Regions from separate parts of the Mus musculus genome. Here region 2 is linked to region 1. A link is a loop called in an ENCODE intact Hi-C map of the cell type or tissue named here. Cell type or tissue: heart. All regions are shown on one strand.

Region 1 (2,500 bases):
AGGTCTGCCTGGAAGGTACTTTAGCCAGTAAAGGTGCAGCCAAACTGATAGGCTAAGTTTAGTTCCAGAACCCACATGTTGGAAGAAGAGGGCTGCTGAGCCATTTCTCCAACCCTGAGCTCTGAGTTTTGACACTCTCCAGCAGCAGCAGCAGCAGCTTCAACAGATTCATTTCTATGAGCTTTTAGAGAGCAAGAGCAGTTTGATTTCTAAGCTGATTCATGGTTACTTTGCTTTTGTGCCCTTTGCCAACTAGGGGCTAACTGCTGCTGTCTAAACAATTCCCATACTTCATTTATCTGAAAAACATGCACTGTTTTCATTCCAAAGACAAAAGAATCTAAGCAAGAGGCATTCCAAGTTTGGGGATAAAACTTAAGCTTCCAGCCCTCCCTGCTCTCCTAATCCTCCTGAGCTTAATGACCCCTGTAGCACCAAGCAACAGACAGACCCCCCACCCCCCAGGACTTGTGCATACACACACAAGCCCTTCTCTGACAGAGTACAGAGGCCACATGCCACTTTGTCCCTCATATCTCTAGAAATGCACAGCAAGATACTGTTATCATGAAGTTTTGGTGTGAGTTAATGTAACAGTGCATATACATTACAACTAGGATTTCACTGGTTTCAAAATAATTCTTTGAGTCAAGCAAGATTTGTTTCCGGGCTGGTGAGATGGCTCAGTGGGTAAGAGCACCCGACTGCTCTTCCAAAGGTCCAGAGTTCAAATCCCAGCAACCACATGGTGGCTCACAACCATCTGTAACAAGATCTGATGTCCTCTTCTGGAGTGTCTGAAGACAGCTGCAGTGTACTTACATATAATAAATAAATAAATCTTTAAAAAAAAAAAAAAAAAAAGAAATGACTCTTAAAAAAAAAAAAAAAAAAAAAAGAATTTTGTTTCCTTCTTGCTATGAAGAAGCAGGTGAAATGTCCCTAGTCACACAAGTGTTGGAGCCACAGTCATGAGATTTCAGTCGGGCTGCTTAATTTTCTTCCTTATTGATTGGTTGCTTTGAGCAGGACAGTGCTTAATTGTACATTTATTTACTCATTTCTCCACATAATATTATATATTGATCTCTGTCTTTACTACATAGTAGGTCCACTTTTCTGTAATAGAAGGGTGTGGTAATACTGGCTTTTTCAGGAGAGACTGTATTGAAAGCAACAGCATTTCAGTGAAGAATTGACTCTCTGGTGGTACAGCTTCTTGCAGTTGGGTCATGGGACAGTAGACATCAGCAAGACTGGAGATGGGGGAAATGGCACCTCTGATGTTTTTGTTAGCTGTGCATGTATCGCCATCTGGCGTCCATTCTAAGGAAAAGCAACTCCTTCTCCAAGGGCACAGTAGGTAGAAAATTGTTTGTGTTGCAGCACTGCTGGTAGCCCACTGTTTATTCTTACCAGCGCCGTGGCCACAGACAAGTCTGATGTGCCTTTTAGTCATCCATTTTCTCTGTTGATTTTTAGCCAAGGGTGACTGAATTCATCTTCCTGCCTCTACCTTCTGAGTGTTGGGTTTATTCATCACCAGATATTCATCGCCTGATATTTTCTTTTTAACTAAATAGACAGTATCCCCAAGGGGGCTTTTAATTCTATTGTCTATATTTTCTCTTTCTTTTTACTACTTTTGGTGATGATAGTGATGTCTCACTGGCTAGCCTGGATCTTGGATATAGACCAGGTTCGTCTTGAACTTCATTGATCTTCATGTCTCTACCTCTTAAGTGACTACAAGCACATGCCACCACATCTGGCCTTTCTCTACCTCAATTCTAAACACTATCTCTCTTTTCTTTTCCTTTCTTTCTTTCTTTTAAATGGTGTTTCATTGTATAGCCCTAGCTGGTCTGGAACTCACAGAGATTTACCTACCTCTACTCCAGAATGCTGGAATTAAAGGTGTACGCCACCATGCCCAGCTTTTTTCTTTTAAAAATATTTTATTACATACATTTATCTCTCTCTCTCTCTGTGTGTGCACGTGCTGGAGGAAGTGAATATAAACCATGGTGTGGGTATACAGGTCAGAAGATAACATACCAGAGTCTGTTCTCTCATTCTACCATATGCGGCCTTGATATCATTCAGTTATGCTTGGTAGCAAATACCTTTACCACTGAGCTACCTTACTGGCCTCTTCCTTCCTTCTTCCTTTTCTTTTTCCTTTCACATCCCCCTTCCATCCTCGTCTCTGACTTTCCACCCTCTCCTTTCTCACCTTCCCCTCATTTGGACCAAACCCAGTACCTCACTCAGGCTAATCCAGCATTCTAAATCTCTTCTCCTTTCCATTATCCCCATGTCCTAGTTCCTGATAACTTGATGGTTCCTATTAACTTAAGAAGACCAGGCAAGGGCTGGTGAGATGACTCAGGGGTTAAGAGCACTGACTGCTCTTCCAAAGGTCCTGAGTTCAAATCCCAGCAACCACATGGTGGCTCACAAACATCTGTAACAAAAATCTGATGCCCTCTTCTGGTGT
Region 2 (2,500 bases), 83 kb before region 1:
AAATATTCTTGGATATGTGTGTGGTCTTCCAGTTGAGCATAGTTGACTTAACAAGGGCTACACTCATAGACAAAACTGTTTCTCCCTTTCCTAGTTGCTAGCAATTGCCAGTGGGTCCATAAATAGTAGGATTGTCCAACTTCCATCTGCATGCTGGGATTTGGTATGGCTTGGACTTGCACAAGTTTTGTGTATGTATTCACAACTGTTGTGAGTTCATATGAGCAGCTGCCCTGCTGTGTCCAGAATACAGTTTCCAGTTGTCAACTGCTGCCTCTGGCTCTCACACTCTTTACTCTTCTTCAGCAATGACTCCCTAAGCCTTTGTAGGAGGGGGTACAGTACACATATTCCATTGAAGGTTGACCATTCTGAGGTCTCTTATTCTCTTACCAATCCTTGGCTAGTTATGGGTCTCTGTGTTAATCAGCATCTATTGCCTCTCAGATGAGTGTTGAGGGATGCATTGATCTATGAGTATAATGTGTGTTCTTGAGGATTGAACTGTGTTTAGTAGGCCTTCATATTAACCATTTTTACCCCTGCTTTTTTCTTTGTCAAAATAGGGACAATAATACTGATACCATAGGCTGAGAAAATTAAATGAGATAATATATATGTTGCAGAATATTTGATCACACTGTGTTATTTACTGAAAAAACAAAACAAAACAAAACAAAAACCCTGTTTCTAATTGTGGTGTAGCTCAGCCTTAACACACCTTTAATCCTTCTGTCTGGAATTCAGACGTGCCCTTTGTACACACCTAAGAACAAACCTAATCCCAAAAAACAAAGATAAAGTTAGCTTGTAGAAGAAAGCACCCATGTTTGTAAGTGATGTCTAATTGAGTGGCAGAAAAAGTGAGAACGATTTGACAGAATAAGACAGGATAGGATCTGCCCAACTCCCAGGAGAAGAGAGAGGAAAGGGAAGCTACTTGAAGGCCAGGGCAGAGGGAGAAGGAAAGGGAAGGAAGCAGTTTTACCGGGGCAGTTGTGCAGAGACAGGATGCAGAGAGAACACGCCAGACACGGGTGAAGACAGAACAAGCCAGAGAATGAGAAGTCAGAAGATTAGAACAGACTGTCAAAGTTAATATGAGGCCAAGCAGACCAATTAAGTCAGAGGCTGAGAGAGAATCCAGATTCAGTCAGTCAGCCTTAAGAGGCGTTTGAGTCAGAACAGCTGAGTTGAATCAGCCAACTAGAGCTCAGAAAGAACTAGAAAGGGTGAGTGTATTCTCTGAGACTAAAAATATTCTAGGCCTAGATAAGATTGTACAGAGGTTCAAAGCTTCCAGGACTAGGCCTAGGTTAGTAGACAGAGACAGTAAACCTTGGAGACAACAATTACAGGAGAATAAAAGTTAAGTTTACAGACACAGTGACTGATGTGTGGTTGACAGAAAACTTTTGGGAGATCTATTTATCTCACTCCTTTTGCAAGGAGGACCTGGATCTGAAAGGCTAATTAATGATTTGAGGAAAGAAGAAAGAGAACAGCAAACTTTGAATCAAAAGTCAGGTCCTACATTGGGTCAACCTGTAGGCACATGCAAGATGCAGTGGGAATAAAACTGAAGAGGTAAAAGTTTGGACTATATTTAAAATATGTGTCTTTGGGCAAGGGTTTTCCTTCCTTCCTTCCTTCTTTCTTTCTTTCTTTCTTTCTTTCTTTCTTTCTTTCTTTCTTTCTCTTTTTTTTAAAGTTTATTTATTTATTTTGTGTATATGGGTACACTGTAGCAGAACAGATGGTTGTGAGCCTTCATGTGGTTGTTGGGAATTGAATTTTTAGGACTTCTGCTCTCTCCAGTCGGCCTCGCTCACTCAGGCCCAAAGATTTATTTATTATTATACATAAGTACACTGTAGCTGTCTTCAGATGCACCAGAAGAGGGCGTCAGATCTCATTACGGGTGGGTGTGAGCCACCATGTGGTTGCAGGGATTTGAACTCAGGACCTTCGGAAGAGCAGTCAGTGCTCTTAACCGCTGAGCCATCTTGCCAGCCCCCTCGTCTTTTTTTTTTTTTTTTTTTTTTTTTTTTTTGAGACTGGGTTTCTCTGTGTAGCCCTGGCTGTTCTGGAACTCTGTAGACCAGGCTGACTTCATACTCAAGAGATCTGCCTGCCTCTGCCCCGAGTGCTGGGATTAAAGGCGTGTGCCACCACCACATAGCTTGGTTAAGCATTTCTTTTTTCTTTTCTTTTTTCCTTTTTAAAAGATGAAGTCTCAAGGCTGATGATGTATCTTATCAGTATAATATTTGCCTAGCATGCCTGTTGGCTTGGGTTCAAATTCCCAATACTGTAAAAAAAAAAAAAAAAAAAAAAAAAAAAGACAAACATTGGTTATGGTGGCACATACCTTTGATCCTACGACAGGAAAGTGAGTGTGGAAAGACCAAGAGTTAGAAGACATAAAGTCCTATCTCAAAAAAAAAATCAAAATCAAAAGTAATAAAACAGAAATAAATTTTAGATAAACATAGTGACC

What was found. A loop is a pair of places that touch in the nucleus more often than their neighbours do. Peaks named below come from ENCODE experiments on the same cell type or tissue, not always from the same donor. Only the 100,000 strongest peaks of a DNase experiment are listed, where the experiment ranks them.
Region 2: a loop joins it to region 1, with 2.2 times the contacts of the local background. A loop is called at or near these places in 2 of 42 quality-filtered maps.

What each region holds. Positions count from the first base shown.
Region 1 is chr7:102,416,323-102,418,822 of GRCm38, forward strand. The region is part of intron 6 of Stim1 (stromal interaction molecule 1); the gene reads left to right. Among named protein-coding and RNA genes, the nearest start is that of Rrm1, 24 kb to the right of the region's middle. In heart, a CTCF peak has its summit at 1,326 (motif pointing left); a DNase peak (open chromatin) is centred at 1,289.
Region 2 is chr7:102,332,834-102,335,333 of GRCm38, forward strand. All of the region lies in intron 1 of Stim1 (stromal interaction molecule 1), which reads left to right. Among named protein-coding and RNA genes, the nearest start is that of Stim1, 66 kb to the left of the region's middle. In heart, no CTCF peak of the experiment used is centred here; a DNase peak (open chromatin) is centred at 1,028; H3K27ac peaks cover 446 bases.